Regions from separate parts of the Homo sapiens genome. Here region 2 is linked to region 1. A link is a loop called in an ENCODE intact Hi-C map of the cell type or tissue named here. Cell type or tissue: heart right ventricle. All regions are shown on one strand. Each heading gives the region's core, and the rest is flanking DNA. Links, peaks and the distances in the headings are about the cores only.

Region 1 (8,329 bases), core at 126-8,125:
CAACATTTGAAGGGTTAGAGCTGGAATTGAGATCTGGGGAAACTGAAGTGTCATCACAGTCCTTCTCGAGTGGGGAACCATCCATACAGGAACAGAAAATAAAGGGAGTCCTCGCCAAAGGTCCACTGGGTCTGTGGACCCATCAGGGGTCATTTCCCTGGTCCTCAAATGTATAACTGGGATATATATACCTAGAAATTAGCCCAGCACCCACATTGGATCTGTGCCCTATAGGGTAGGAGCTATCATAGTGGAGAAAACCAAGTGGAAGCTTCTAGAATTATTGCCCTTCCCCCAGCCAAGCAAGCATGTCAAAAACAGTATTCCATCCTGGGGAGGATGGTGAAAATTTGTGCCACCCTTCAGGAGCCAAAGGATGCAGTGGTGGTAGACTTCATATTGCTATTTAATTCAGTCAAGTCCTGGAAGATGGCAATTGACTTCTATAAACCCAACCAAGAAGCAATCCCCATTGTGGCTGCCATAGCAGATGTGGAATCTTTGCTAGAGTGGTGTGATAATGCCATAGGTACATGGTACGTGACCAAGGATGCAGCAAATGTGTTTTCTATCCCAATCAGGAAAGAGGAAGACAAAACAATTTGCATTCACGTGAGATGGACGACATTCATTTACAGTTTTGCCCACAATTCTAATCTCTGCCCTGTCTGAAAAGATTGGGACTCTCTGGACATTCCACAGAATATCACATTGGTGCATTTGCCCACTGCCACCTGTTTTACCAATACCCCTTCTTCAGTTCCTGCTTTTGGCCATAGGAGGGATCTCATACAAATCACTTAAGGCTCTCGGACTCGTTTGTCTGTGGGCGCAAGCTACAAATAGATGACAGCTGCACTTCTGCCTCACTCAGGCAGTGGGTCTGGGTAACCATCTCATGTAAACAGAACAGCAGCCCAAGGTTGGAGTCTATACAGACTCATGGGCAGTGGGGAATGACCTGGCCAGGCAGTTTAGGTACCTTTGGGGAGAAAGACGGGAAGATAAAAGAGGTGGTGGTCTGAGAAGGGGCATGTGGCTGGAGTGTCCACGAAGTGTGAAAATCCTTGTCATGTTATCACTCAACAAACATCATCCACCACAGGAAAAATTAAGCAACTACATAGAATGACTCCACCAGTTGCCGTTAGCCTCATCCACCACTCTCCCAGGATGGGCACCGATAGACCCGTAAGACAGCCGTGGTAACACAGAACCCAACAGCATGGAAGGCTTACCAGAGTTGATTTTGCTCCTGCTGCCACCAAACATCCTACTTCCACCAGAGCGCACATGTAAGCCGTCAGTATGGCCCTGCTCCTCAAAGAGAATGACCAATACGTGGTAAGCTGGTGATGTTGTGCTCCTATGCAGCCAACTTCTTAGGAATAGAAGCATATTCCAAGTGTGTTTGTTCCTGTCCAGAGAATCAGAAAGCGCCATTATCCCAGCGCTCCCACATGGGAGTGCGCTAGGTCCATGGGATCCACAGCCACATCACATGCTCTGCAACACCCAACAGCTGACACCCAGTGAGAGAATGGCTGAAGCACCAGCTCAGAGATCATTCACTTACAAGGTCGGAGTCACCCTCCAGCATCTCATGTTCACCCTGAGTTAAAGTGTTTTCTAAGGTCCCACTGTGTCCAGAATTGGTGTCTTGTTGCTCTGACCCCAAGCATTCAGCCAGACCCTACAGGTGAGCATTACAGTTTTTAAAAGAGGCACAGGGGGAGTTTGTTTTTTCTGGTGTCCAGGCGCATCCCACAGCTTCTTTCTGTTGAGTTTAGTGGTTTCGCAGCTTGAAGGAACAAAGCTGTAGGCCTTCACAATCAGTGTTACACCTCTTAAAGCTACGCCTACTGGAATTATTTACTTCCATCGTTGGGTTCCCAGCCTCACAAACCCCGAGAACAAATCTGCACACCTTCCAGATAATTGTTACAGCTCATAAACCCAACACATACACAAAAAACCACCAGCAACAATATTTATCTAAAAAGACACACAAAAAAAGCAGAAAACTATTACAGCACAAAGCCATACCTCCTCAGATGTGCCACCAACAGCAGGTCGGGCAGCCTGCTTTTATTCCCTTATCTGACCCCACCCACATCCTGCTGATTGGCCCATTTTACAGAGAGCTGATTGGTCCATTTTACAGAGAGCTGATTGGTCTGTTTTACAGAGAGCTGATTGGTCCGTTTTACAGAGAGCTGATTGGTCCGTTTTACAAAGAGCAGATGCGTCCATTTTTTGACAGGATGCTGATTGGTGCGTTTACAATCCCTGAGCTAGACACAGAGTGCTGATTGGTGTATTTACAATCCTTTAGCTAGACATAAAAGTTCTCCAAGTCCCTACCAGATTGGGAAGACACAGAGTGCTGATTAGCGCATATATAATTCTCCAGAGGGACATGAAAGTTGTTTAAGTCCCCACCCAATTCAGGAGCCCAGCTGGGTTTCCTAAGTGGATCCCCCGCCAGCGCCACGGGCGGAGCTGCCAGTCACCGCCTGCATTATTCAGCCGTTGGGCGGTCGATGGGACCGGTCGCCGAGAAGCAGGGGGTGGCACTTGCCGGGGAGGCTTGGGCCGCGCGGGAGCCCACCGCGGGGGTGTTAGACATGGCGGGTTGCAGGTCCCGAGCCTTGCTCTGCGGGGAGGCGGTTGAGTCCCGGTGAAAATTCTAGCGCGGCGCGGGCGGGCCGGCAGTGCTGGGGGACCCGGGGCCCCTTCCACAGCTGTTGTCCGGGGTGCTAAGTTCTTAACTGTGCAGGGCCGGTGGCGCCGGCCGGTTGCTCCGAGCGCGGGGCATGCCAAGCCCGCGCCCACCCGGAACTCGCGCTGAGCGCCCCGCCCAGCCCTTGTTCCCGCCCGCGCCTGTCGGTCCACGCCTTCCTGCAAGCAGAGGGAGTCGGCTCCAGCCTCGGCCAGCCCCAGAGAGGGGCTCCCATAGTGCAGCGGCGGACTAGAGGGCTCCTCAAGCGCGGCGAGAGAGGACGTCGAGGCAGAAGAGGCACCGACAGCGAGCGAGGGCAGCTAGCAGGTTGTCACCTTTTACCATGTCCCCAGTGAAAAGACTACAAGAAACAGGGAACCAAGAAGTGGAGGCAAAAATGGCTGTCACTTCCAACAGTCCACTGAGGAGAGTGGGCTTCCCAAACCTGCGCCTGTGGACTGCAGGATTAGAAGCCCCATATCCCAAAGGGAGAACACTTCCACCTGAGACTTAGCAAGAGCCCCGTTAAGCAGTAAGCCATGGCTGCTGTGGGGCACTTTGGGCTCCTTGGTGAGTTGAGAACAGTCACCATCCTGGCAAGGGAGATCCACCCTGGTCATCAGCAGGAAGAGGGCTGTTGACACCCTGTGGGAGGAGCAAGGAAGGTATTCGGTACTCAGCTGATCTACTTGGGCGCCACAGGGGACTCCCTTGCCCAACTGTGACAGTAAATGGAGGAAACAGCAACTCCAGCCTGGGAAGGGCAGATCCCCTTGCCAGGGAAGAACTGTCGCCCAGCTGCTGGGAGCACAGAGCCTTCAAGTGTCATCCCCCATAGGGATTTGTTCAGCTCCTGAGAACTGCCTTGCCTAAGGTCTTTCCTGTGGGGACTTTCTGTTGAAGACAACGGATTAAAGGCATGGCCACTTGGGCGCAATGTGCATGGTCAATTCTGACAGCCGCTTTCGCCCTTTCTGGCTGATTTTGTTCCTCAACTAAAGTGAATCTGTGGCTAGCATTGCTCTCAGAGCCACAGGCACACCCAGCAGCCTGCAGGCGTTCCCACCTGACTCACAGCACCGGCCCCTCGGCGCAACCACACTGAGCAGCTCCTCCCTTCCTCTCCTGTCCTACCCGCGGCCAGCTTGCCTGACTGTGTTCCGGACAGTGGTGCACAGACCAGACGCATTCATTTCCCAACCGTAAATATGAGACTCTTCCCAGTTACTGCAGCAGCGCTGCCTGCTCACATCTCCCACACTGGCCTGCACTGCTGCTGTGACATTCTGATGTTTCCTTGCTTCTTGTTTCACTGGCTTCCAATTTTTCTTTCTCACTATTGCCAGAGAGATCTATTGAAGCAATATGTCTGATGATGCTACGCCTTCTAATAATTCTTTGGTGATGTGTAGCCCAAACACCTTTGCAGACACACAAGGCCCCTCACCTAGCTGCTGGTCCCCTTCGTGTCTGTCCCTGATGTCACGCTCAGGCAATAACTCCACAGTTCAGTATCTGCCCCGTGTACCACCACACACGGCGCCACTGGGCCTGGGCCTGCCCTGCCTTACCTGCCTGAGAGACTAGTACTCCTGAGGTTCACCCCAACACCACCCCTCAGGGAAGCCTTCCCTGGCTCCAGGCAGGCTGGCGGCAGCTTCTCTTGGCCCTCATTTTTACCTCCTATAGAGCAATCATTGTATGCAATGTAAAATAAGATATATTTTATGTAATGGTCTTTCTGCATGCCCACCTTCCTCTCAGGAAGCTCCTAAGGATAGCGACAGGGCCTTTCGTCTGCAGTGCAGTGCACAGCCTTGGACTCTGCATGTAAGGCAGATAGCGAAAGTTGATTGAATGGTTGAGTGAGAGAACACAGAAGGACCTCACTGCAGGCCTCATCAGGGTCTTAGGCTCTAGTCCTAGCTCTACCACTAATTATCTCTATACCTTTATTCTAGGTCTGTTATCTTAGCTGTAAATTGAGACGATTGGCTTAGATCGTCTCTAAGGCGCCTTCCCGAGCTAATACCCTATGAAGATCAGATAAGAGAGCCGAATGGTAACTGGAGCCCTTCACTGCCGCCCATGTCATTCTGCAGGGGGCCACTAGGTGGCAGGTGGGAAGGAAGCGGGCAGGTTGAGAGCTGCCTTTGCTTTCAGAAAGCGATGGGAGTTACTGGATTCTTGCTCCTGCAGATCACTCGGGCAGGACAGTTTATTTCTCCAGATTCTGCAATTGCAGATGAAGCACGGGGGTCCTGGTCCCCGGGTAGTTCACAGCCCACAAATGTAAAACCGCCCAGCAGCAGAAGGCGAAAGAGGCCGATTCGAAGAGAAAAAGCAAGGTTTCCTAGGGTGTTTGATTCACCCCCTCCTCTTTCTCCGACCAGGTTAGATTGTGAGCCTTTGTCTGGCATGAATTTCATTAAGAACAAAGATTCAAAGATGATGGATAAGAAAACTGCTCCGTGACCAGCTGGGCAAGGTGGCTCACATCTGTAATCCCAGTGCTTTGGGAGGCCGAGGTGGGAGGACTACATGAAGTCAGGAGTTTGAGGTCAGCCTGGCAACATAGTGAGAACTTGTCTCTACAAAAAATGAAAACTTAGCCAGGCGTGGTGGTGTGCACCTGTAGACTCAGCTACTTTGGAGGCTGAGGTGGGAGGATCACTTGAGTCCAGGAGTTCCAGGCTGCAGTGAGCTATGATTATACCACTGCACTCCAGCCTGGGCGATAGAATGAGATCCTGTCTCAAAACAACAACAAAAATCTTCCTTTGATCATACATTCACTCTGATTACCTCCCCGTATCTCTGCTTCCCTCTACAGCAAAACTCCTGGAAAAAGGCTTCATATGTGCTGTTTTCAATTCCTCTCTTCCCTTGCTCTTGTGAACTCGCTTCTTTCCTGACATTTCACTAAACTGCTTCCACCAAGGTCACCACGCCACATCTTAGTCTCTTCCTTGCTCAACGGGCAGCATTTGATTTCTGGGGCGCTGCTCTGTCTTGGTGCCTCGTCCCTCCAGGTCCCTCCTTCTCAGGCTCCTTGGCTGGTTCTTCGTCATAGTCCCACCTGTGCAGCAGAAGCGTCCAGCGTCCTATTCTCTCCAGCTCCGCAGCCCATGGCTTAATTCCTTCTGCACACGGATGACTCCCACACTGGTTTCTCTGGAGCCAACCTCTCGCCTGAGCTCCAGTGCATATGGTCAGCTGCCTACTCGGCATCTCCATCAGAAACCTCCAACTTACTGTGCGGTTTCCCTCCAAGCCTGCTTTCCCACAGGCTTCCCCATCTCAGCAGCACCTGCATTCTTCCAGCTGTGGGTCCCAGCTGTCCCCACTCACCCTTCACAAGCACAGACAAAACACTTTGGCCAGCAGCAGCCGTTTCCCAGTACACAAAAGAAGAAGGCTTGCCCAAGTTCTGATGTCATCAGGCCCTGGTTCAAAAGGAAAAATAGGATAATCCTGTTTCGTCCAGAGGAAAAAGGCTTAAAGTGGATGGAAACAAGTTAAGCCTCACATCACTGTGATTCACAGGCAGAATCAACCAGAATGAGATTTTTCTATAACTCTTCCTAAAATGTCAATACAGTTTTCTTAACCGAGCAAGTGTCAATACAGCCCTGCCCTACCCAGAGGACAGCTCTGGCCTTAGACCCTGGGCAACCCCATGAAGGGCATTAGGGAGGCACCCTGTCTTCACTCCACCCGACCCCTGCTGCTGTGGAGGCAGGGGCAGCAGGAGCCCAAATTTTACCTTCCCCAACCCTGCCCCTGCGGTGTAGGGCCAGCCCTGGGCTGTGGCTCAGTAGGAACCATGAGTGATGAATAAAAAGATTCCTCCCCATCAGGCTAGGCCTGGGGGGCAGCCCAGCTTTTTTACCCACTTGCTTTAGGGAAGGGCAGTAACAAGATGGCAGATTAAGCACAGCACAACAGAAAGGAGATTTCCAGCATGAGAGCAGTTGGGTAGTTGGTCCTCATCTTGCTAACCCTTTCTTCCAGCAGATTTTCTATGCACTGAGCTCCGTGCACACTATTGTGTATTTGATTGGATCTCCAGGCACAGACAGCTTGTTGCAGAGACAAGACCAGCAAACACAGAATGAAAACCAACAATAGAAGACAGAGCATGAAACACCACACAGTTCAGGAGTAAGAAGGGGCTGAGCCAGGCTGGTCAGGTAGCTGGGCCTGAGATGTCAGGGTGAGTTAGGCTAGAGGAAGAGAAGAGGGTGTGCTGGGCAGGGGAAATGGGTGAGCAGTGCTGTAGGGCAGCATGGGACGGGGGGTAGAGTAGCCTAGTGGGGTAAGAGTCAGGTCATATATTTGAAGAGCCTCACAGAAATCCCAGCAAAGCCAAACATGGTGGCATCCACCTGTAGTCCCAGCTCCTCAGGAGGCTCAGGTGGGAGGATCGATTTAGCCCAGGAGTCAGAGGCTGCAGTGAGCTATGATCCCGCCACTGCACTCCAGCCTGGGCAACAGAGTGAGACCCTGTCTCTAAATAAATTAATTAAATAAAGTAAAAATAAAATACAAATCCCGAGGCAGCAGGTATAATGACTCACTTTTCTTTTTTTCTTTCTTTCTTTTCTTTTTTTTTTTTTTTGAGATGGAGTTTAGCTTTTGTTGCCCAGGCTGGATTGCAATGCTTGATGTCGGCTCACTGCAACCTCTGCTTCCTGGGTTCAAGCAATTCTTCTGCCTCAGCCTCCCTAGTAGCTGGGATTACAGCCATGCCTGGCTAATTTTGTACTTTTTGTAGAGACGGGGTTTTGCCATGTTGGCCAGGCTGGTCTCGAACTGCTGACCTCAGGTGATGCACCCGCCTCAGCCTCCCAAAGTGCTAGGATTGCAGGCGTGAGCCACCGCACCCAGCCATGACTCACTTTTCAAAAAAGGAACTGAACGCTGAATAAATGAAGAGCCCACAAGGCACTTAGTCGCTGAGGGTGGAGCTGAGGCTTGGATCCTGGACCACCTCCCTGCACCCCTTTCCAGGTGGAAGAGTGGGGATCCCAGGCAGGGATGGAGGGTGAGGATCCGTGAGGAGCTATGGGGTGCTGAACAGAGGACCTGAATTTAAGTGAACACGCAGGCTTCCAGGCAAGGTCAGGCACCGTGCACACAGTGGCGAGGAGTGTAGCCACCACCTCTCCGAAATCAGCTCCAAACAGGCCCTCCAGGTAGACAGCAGTCCTGGGGCCATGTCACCAAAGCCAGTGGGAACTGTTCCACCTGCTCACTCTGGGTTTCTTATCCCAGATCTCAAAATCTCCAGCACAACCCCAAAGGTCCAGTGTTTCCATTAAAATGTGGGTCTCAATGTGATTTTATTTTGTGACTGTTAATGCTTTTTAGCTAAACGAATTCACGCATATGGGAAGGGGGAATCCCTCCCCAGATGGTGTGTACCCTCGTTTGGGTTGGAAAATATGTGGTTGCACATATGTGTGATTGTGGAGGGGCTACCTGACAGCTTTGGAAGGCACGCATGATCAGTGGGGCACAGTGAGACTCCCCGAGGATAAGCAAAGACACAACTCTCCCGTCCCACGAAAGAGAATTTATATCCTGGGTCCAAATCATGCCTAG
Region 2 (8,329 bases), core at 113-8,112, 130 kb after region 1:
TCATCTCAATGGGGCAGCTTGCTGGAGGCTAAGCAACTCCTGAGTTGCTGACTGAAATTCCATGGCTGGGTGCCTGCTCATTGCCAACAGTCACCCCTGTGTAGTGACCACCAGTGCAGGTCTGGGGCAGCAATGCTGGGTGGTAAAGGGACACCCCAGCTTGGTCTCTGTGACTCACAGCACTAGCCACCTCGATTGGTACGTGGGCTGCACAAAAGTGGGAGGCAGGCTAGGTGTAATGCACAGGCTGAAGTTCACTGGCCCCTATTCCAGTGCCTGTAAAGACCTCAGGCTGGGCGTGGGGGCTCACGCTGGTAATCCCAGCACTTTGGGAGGCCAAGGCAGGTGGATCACCTGAGGTCGGGAATTCGAAACCAGCCTGACCAACATGGAGAAACCCCGTCTTTACTAAAAAACACAAAATTAGCCAGGCATGGTGGCACATGCCTGTAATCCCAGCTACTTGGGAGGGTGAGGCAGGAGAATCGCTTGAATCCAGGAGGAAGAGGTTGTGGTGAGCTGAGATCGCACGACTGCACTCCAGCCCAGGCAACAAGAGTGAAACTCAAACTCAAAAAAAAAAAAAAAAAACCTCAAAGACAGGCTTGAAGGACAACGTTAAAGCATGCAAATAGCACAGAAATTCTTTTAATCAAAATAAAAGGTTTCATATTTGTATCCAGTGATTCTTTTCCACACTCAACATTATTTTCTTTCCTCCCCCATCTCTCTCTCACTCCTGTCACCCAGGCAAAAGTGCAGTGGCACAATCATGGCTCACTGCAGCCTCGACCTCCTGGGCTCAAGCGATCCTTCTGCCTTGAGCTCCCAAAGTGCTGGGATTACAGGCATGAGCCACTGTGCCTGGCCTCACAGTATTTTAAATGAGATTATTAATAACACTTCACACCACCCCCTCCTTCCCTGAAGTTCATTATCAGTAGTAGTAAATAGAAATAGTGATTTTACTTAGCCTTTTCCTGAGCCATGGAAGTTTCACTCCTGGAAACAGAAAGCTTTAAAACTCAGACTGGTTAAACTGCATTACTTTTCTGAGAACTCGTTATTCTTCCTACCTGAGAGTTGAGAACTAGAAGCACGAGAGATGTGTCTTGTCAACATATCCCACAATAAGAGATGAGATGCGGAGAGAGGGGAAGGATCTGCCGTCCCGGCATCTCCCCTTCGCAGAACCTACCCTCATATATCATGCTGTCTTCGTCAGTGACGTAGGCGTTGGCGCCCCAGATCACCATCTTGTGGATGTAAGATGGATATTTTGCAGCAGCAATGAGTGCGGTTATGCCCCCATCACTCCACCCCAGCAGAGAAACCTTCTTAAACTTCAGCGCCTATGATCATACGACAAAATGCACGGCACGGGTTATTGCTCCTCTCTGTTAAAAGAAACTGAATCACTAATTATCAGAATCAATACAGGTGTGAGGCTGGAGTATCAATTAGTCAGAAAAGAAAAACCCTAGAGTCCACCATTTGATGACATCATGTTTTCTCTTAATTACTTTTAGTGGAAATTGTCACAAAAACCTGAGCATACGGTATGGGTTTGAATTAGGAGGGAACTACATCTTCTGGTTGGATAAAAAGCTCAAGGAACTAGAATCAATGGAGACCAAGTACTTAAATATGACAAATACAGCATACGTGTGTATGCGTGTGCACGTGTGTGCATATGCATGCCTGAGCAAGGACCTTGAGAACAGTTCTGTAGATCAGAGAGGGGACCCTGAGCTCTGCTGGATGGAGTGAAGCAGGGTATCTGGTAAAGCAACTGTGGGAAGAACTGGCAAGAGCCAGGCTGTCAGAGAACAGCGTCATGGGGAGGTTGTGTGAGTCCGCGGGTGAATCAGAGAGGGTCTGGACATGCGTTTGGCAGGGAAAATGGACAAAGATTACATCTTAGAGAGGCCGCCAAGAAAAAAGAATGGAATGACTGGAAAATTAAAGGTAAAGAATTAATATTACTCCAAGATATTTGCTGCCCGGACCATAAAATGGTGTAACTACTGTGGCACTATCCTGCAAAATGAACATCTGGAACTTCCATCACCTAGCAAATTGTCTCCTAAATGTGTATGAAATTCTCCCTGTGTGCCAGGAGCTCAGTCCAGGATGTCCACAACAATACTGTTTATAGTGGCAAAAAAATGAAAATGCCCACGAGCAACAGAATGTTCACTGCCTGCTATTTATAACAGCAGAAAAAGGCAACTTAAAAATTAAGTTAATTATCTACTATTAGAAAACTGGTGAAATAGGCCAGGTGTGGTGGCTCATGCCTGTAATCCCAGCACTTTGGGAGGCCAAGGTGGGTGGATCATGAGGTCAGGAGATCGAGACCATCCGGACTAATGCGATGAAACCCTGTCTCTACTAAAAATACAAAAATTAGCTGGGCATAGTGGCATGTGCCTGTAATCCCAGCTACTCAGGAGGCTGAGGCAGGAGAATCGTTTGAACCCGGGAGGCAGAGGTTGCAGTGAGCCAAGATTGCGCCACCGCACTCCAGCCTGGGTGACAGAGCAACACTCTGTCTCAAAAAAAAAAAAAGAAAATTGGTGAAATAAGATACAGTACATCCATACAATGGAATAATATGTGCCTATCATACAACTAGTATAAATGCATATTTATTGACATGAAAGTTATTTCCTTGAAAAATTGTTCAACAAAAATAGTAAGTTAGAAAAACGTTAGGTGTAGCACGATGCCATCAATATGAAACTGCGTTTGTGATGTAATAAGACTGGCCAGAAAGCAGAGCCGCCAAGATTTGGTAGTGTCTCTAGAGAGCTGGACTGTGGGCTATTTCTACTTTCTTCTTTATACCTATTTGAACTCTTGGGGTTTTCTATAGCAATCACATGGTATTATTTTGTAGAAAAATATAACAACAAAATTTAAACAAAATAAATGAAGACAGGCCCAGCCACCCTTCCTCCCCTGGCCCTTCCCTCAGAGACCTACCTTCATCAAATCAACAGCATCTTTTGCATCCCTTTCAAAAAAGTCTGCTGGGAAATCGCGATCTGGGGGCCTGGAATGTCCATAGCCTCGAGGATCCCAGGCGACCACCGTGAAGAGCTTCTTATTGAGGTTCTTGAGCTGAGGTCCAAAATCAGTCTCTCCACTTCCTAAAAACAGCCACTTGGTTACCCTCAGGTGATCGCTTTCACTATCAAACACATTACAGTGAAAACAGAAGCAATAACAATCTTAAAAGCAAAGTAGTTTCTACTCAAAGTGGTCAGAATGTAATCAGGAAAGCAGCCTTGCAATGACTTAATCCATCCACTCGAAGAAAGGAGGCAGGCTGACCGGGTGCGCCTGTAATCCTAGCACTTTGGGAGGCCGAGGCGGGCGGACTGCCTGAGCTCAGGAGTTCGAGACCGGCCTGGGCAACACGGTGAAACCCCATCTCTACTAAAATACAAAAAAAAAAAAAAAAAAAAAATGTAGCCGGGCATGGCGGTGTGCGCCTGTAGTCCCAGCTACTCAGGAGGCTGAGGCAGGAGAATTGCTTGAACCCGGGAGGCGGAGGTTGCAGTGAGCCCAGATCGCGCCATTGCACTCCAGCCTGAGCACAGGGCAAGACTCAGTCTCCAAAAAAAAAAAAAAAAGGGGCCGGGCGCGGTGGCTCACGCCTGTAATCCCAGCACTTTGGGAGGCCAAGGCGGGCGGATCGCTTGAACCAGGGAAGCAGAGGTTGCAGTGAACGGAGATTGCGCCACTGCACTCTACCCTGGTGACAAAGTGCGACTCTGTCCCTCCACCAAAAAAAAAAAAAAAGGAGGCGCGCTTCCTTTCCCGGCGGAGTGCAGGCCTGCCTCCGACCTCCCCCTGGTGGCTATTTTGAGAAAGACAGAGGCCCTGGGTCTTCCTTTGCTTCTGTATTATTTCAGCACTTTTGAAACCTCTTTGGCTTAATCTTCCTTTTCTAAAGGAAAGAATTAATGAAACTGTATACAAATTAATTCACAGATATGCTTCTGGGTTATCTATTCTTCTTAAAACAATGACTTACACATGAGAGGGATCTCTATAATATCTGCAAAGAAATTTATGAGATTTGGTCCAAGTTATTCAAAGTAGAATTCTAAAATTCCAGATTTTTAATTTTTTTTTTTTTTACTAAGCTAAGGTGAATAGCCTAAAGATTTTATTTTGTAGTTATAATTAAAAACCAGGAAAACTAAACAAAAACACTGAAATGCAGAAGGGGTATGGAGGAAAGAAACCAAATCAGTTTCATCAGAACAGTATGAAACAGCCCATGCTAAAAGCTGAATTCTATTAGTGGGCCTGCAGGGAGCTTGGCCGCTAGTCCACAGCCCACCACGTGGTCCCTGTAGGTGTGGTGTGTTCACACCTACTGTGCACAGTGCAGAAGGCCACTCTCACAGAGCCCAGTCCAGGGGCAAGTCAGCATTTTATCAGTGAAGTCTGCTGATTTCTGAGGACTTCTACCTCAGGCCACAAATGACTACTAACCACTTTGCCTGACAAACCATATTAGAAAATGTCTTTCAAGGTGGTGCAGGATCATTCAACATTGTCAAGGCCTATCATTTTTCCTGGCAAGATATATCTTTCCCAAGATCAAGTAAACCATTCAGAAAATTCAAGCCAAAACCAAATGAATAGATCTCCAGCCCACATCTGCTGCTGTGACCCATGAGGCTTCTCTTCTGCCTCTGACCTGGAGGGGTTCTGGCCACGGAAGTACCCTGAAGGAGGGGCAGGAGGTGAGAAGATGGGAAAAAAGAACAGTCTAAAAGACCAATTTCAGAAACAAGAAGGCATTTGCTCCCTGGCACACATGTACACATTTGAAGACCAGTGCCAAGAATATAAAACTTAAAAAAACATTTAAGGAATACATGTACATAGTTATCAGCATGTAACATCTGAGAGGCCTGTGGGGAGGGGAACTGGGTGCTGAGGATAGGACAGGAGAGAGAATCTCCTCTGGTCCATTTTTTTTAATATTGGAATCATGCTAATACTTTACATAAAAAAAAATTAAATTGGGGACAGGTGCTGTGGCTCATGCCTGTAATCCCAGCATTTTGGGAGGCCGGGGCGAGTAGATCACCTGAGGTCAGCAGTTTGAGACCAGCCTGGACAACATGGTGAAATCTCGTCTCTACTAAAAATACAAAATTAGCCAGGCATGGTGGTGCACACCTGTAATCCCAGCTACTCAGGAGGCTGAGGCAGGAGAATCGCTTGAACCTGGGAGGTAGAGGTTGTGGTGAACCAAGATAGTGCCACTGGCTCCAGCCTGGGCAACAGTGAGACTCCCTCTCAAAAAAAAAAAAAAAAATTAAATTGGTAAGTTTTTAGCACCTGGACAATGACTGCAATACCGAAATAATGGAAAGCTAAGATAGGCAATGTTTTTACAGATAACTTTAGCTCCCCATCAGCCATGAGAGTCAGTGTCCTTGTTCATCAGGTTAAGGAAAACAAAGGTACCAAACACCATTTAGACACACGTGCAACAGTGCCACGATCCGCTGAGGCTCAGTCAAGTGGAACCTTTTTAGCACTTCACTTTTAGAAAGAAGCAAATCACAAAGAAATAAGTACAGTCAGCCTTCCTATCCGTGGTTCTACATCTGTGGATTCAACCAACCTCGGAACAAAAATATTTCGGGAAAAAAATGGGTGGTTGGGTCTGTACTGAACATGTACAGACGTTTTTCCTTGTCATTATTCCCTAAACAATACAAAATAACAATTATTTGCACAGCATTTACATTGCATGAGATATGGTAAGTAATCTAGACATGACTTAAAGTATACAGGAGAACATGCGTAGCTTCCATGCAAACATTGAGCTATTTTATATCAGGGACTTGAGGATCCTCAGATTTTGGGATCTGAGGGCTTCCTGGATCCAGTCCCCCAGGAATACTGAGATTAAATATTAGGATTATTTAACTAAATCAAAAATAAAGCAACAATACTAACACCCTTAAAACCAGATTTCGGATGTACTGGAATCACTGCAAATTTTTCCCTTGAACTTTCTACATCTGAACTCCAGTTCTGCAAAATGAGATTGAGATCCAGTAGGCTTTATTATGGCCCATATATTGAGAGAGGGTAATATGCCAATCTAACTCTGATTTCTAAAAAGAATCAAACTGAGGTTTTTTTTTTCTTACCTCTTATTTTAACGGAATATATTATCAACCACAACAAGTGATCAATTCACTCTAGTTTTAGCACTGAAAGTCCCACATCCTGGAAAATCCCCCAACGCCAAGCAAACTAGGATGACTGATTACCCACTCACGTTCCTCCTTTACCTTCTTCCCACACCCCTTTCCTTGACCCCTGTCACCCTCCCAAATTATGGGCAACTGTGATTTCACAGAGTACTTGCAATAGGAAAAACTGGGTACTTTACTAAAGGAATAAAAAATCCAATTCTGAACAGCAGTAGAAAGTTACCTACTTTTCTAAGTCATTTAAGTTTGATTGTAGCAAATATGAAAACATTTCAAAAAAGCACTAAAATTAATCATCAGTATTTGGCATCTAGTATTGTGAATGCATCATAGATTTTACAGCATGCAAAAACATTCCATTAAAAAGTACCCAGACCTAACATCCCAGGAAGTAGCAGGACTGCGTGATCTCCCTCTCCAGTCTGCTGGTAATGCAGCTGAACGCCATTCACAGCCACTTTGGCAGAGGTTACCGAGGTGCTAGAAGAGAAAAAACACATCCCCACAGGGGGAAAGGGGAGATGGGAAGATTTCTTAGTTGATTCAAAATTCCAGCTAGACAGGAGGAATAAGTGTTAGTGTTCTACGCGCTGTAGGATGACTACGGCTAACAATAAGCGATAGTTTAAAATAGCTAGAAGGAAGATACTGAATGTTCCCAACACAAAGACATGATAAATGTTTGAGACGATGGATATGCTAATTACACTGATCTGATCACTACACCTTGTATCTATCGAAACATCACTATCTACCCCATAAACAGGTACACTTATGTCAATTAAAAAATAAAATTTGAAAAATGTTTAAAAATCCACCCCCAGAGGAAAATCATTTAACAGCACGAATTTAATATGATAAAACTGTCTTTGTATATGAATGAGTCGCCTCCAGAACGCCTCTCAGTCTCCTTGGGTTATTTCGATTTTTCCAATTCTGAACAGTGACATGAGTTTGAATTTTCTTTACTAGACTGCCGATCTGAACTGTGCCCTCATGCTTGAATACGCTATTGTGCCCAGCCTGGGGCTCACCCTACAAAAACCCTAGGCGGCTTGCTCAATCAATGGCCACAGAGGCTCATGGCACACGCCGGTGAGCTGGAAGCCAAGGGTCCTCAAGTGCAGGCTGGCGTGAAACGAGGGTGGACATCAGGGGCAGAGACCCTGGAGTCACTCGTCTGCACTCAGCAGGCCCAGAGGACCTACCCAGACCTTCAGCAGCCTTGGTGACATTCCCAAAGATGAGACTGGTCCCAAGGTCTCGATCTCCAGGCTGTTCTTTAGCTGTAGGGTATCCTGTGTTGTCTGGCCTGCTGCAGGAGGGCCATAGTCAACAGTGCCCATCTGCACGGATAAATCCTACTGTTTTTTAAGATGTTAAAATATGTCTGTGTCAACTGCTAAGTAGCCCTGTCCATAAGCCTCCATCTCAAGAGCCCTCCTTCCTGCCACTCACCCGCCTTGGCCTAAGACCTCCTAGGATCCAGCATCTAACTGGACCACACTTAGCACAGGACAACGCCTCAGGACAGGCATAATGCCAGTGTCTGTGCTGCCTGAATTATGGGTGCCGTACAGGTGTTCTGATTAACCTCTCCTCAGCTGCTCTTCGAGGACAGCCAGACTGTCCTGGGATATATACCAGTGGGGCACACAGACGGCCCCTGCACCAGGACCAGGCTCCATCAGCCTTCCCACAGCTTATCAGACAGATGACTGAGTGAAGCACAGGAGGGACATGATGGCAAGCCAGGACAGATGCCAGAAGGAGGCGCTCTCTTCTCCTGGTGGAGTGCCAATACAATGAAATCAACCACCATCTCCTTTTATTTTTATTTTTATTTATTTATTTTTTGAGATGGAGTCTCACTCTGTCGCCCAGGCTGGAGTGCAGTGGCGCCATCTCGGCTCACTGCAAGTTCCACCTCCCGGGTTCACACCATTCTCCTGCCTCAGCCTCCCAAGTAGCTGGGACTACAGGCACCCGCCACCACGCCCGGCTAATTTTTTTGTATTTTTAGTAGAGACGGGGTTTCACCCTGTTAGCCAGGATGGTCTCAATCTCCT

The links. A loop is a pair of places that touch in the nucleus more often than their neighbours do. Peaks named below come from ENCODE experiments on the same cell type or tissue, not always from the same donor. Only the 100,000 strongest peaks of a DNase experiment are listed, where the experiment ranks them.
Region 2: it touches region 1 in a loop (14-fold over the local background); 106 of 110 quality-filtered maps call a loop at or near these places.

The regions. Positions count from the first base shown.
Region 1 is chr6:3,248,139-3,256,467 of GRCh38, reverse strand. It overlaps a transcript of PSMG4 not described here. Among named protein-coding and RNA genes, the nearest start is that of PSMG4, 6.6 kb to the left of the region's middle. RefSeq lists an enhancer at 3,659-3,953 and a silencer at 4,699-4,993. In heart right ventricle, for the core only: CTCF peaks have their summits at 4,608 and 4,818 (motif pointing right); a DNase peak (open chromatin) is centred at 4,827; H3K4me3 peaks cover 630 bases; H3K27me3 peaks cover 2,201 bases.
Region 2 is chr6:3,122,068-3,130,396 of GRCh38, reverse strand. BPHL (biphenyl hydrolase like) reads right to left here. Exons shown (of 7, transcript NM_004332.4): 2 at 6,637-6,740; 3 at 2,989-3,155; 4 at 1,199-1,352. Among named protein-coding and RNA genes, the nearest start is that of BPHL, 7.5 kb to the right of the region's middle. In heart right ventricle, for the core only: a CTCF peak has its summit at 3,865 (motif pointing left); a DNase peak (open chromatin) is centred at 3,826; H3K4me3 peaks cover 2,400 bases; H3K27ac peaks cover 1,391 bases.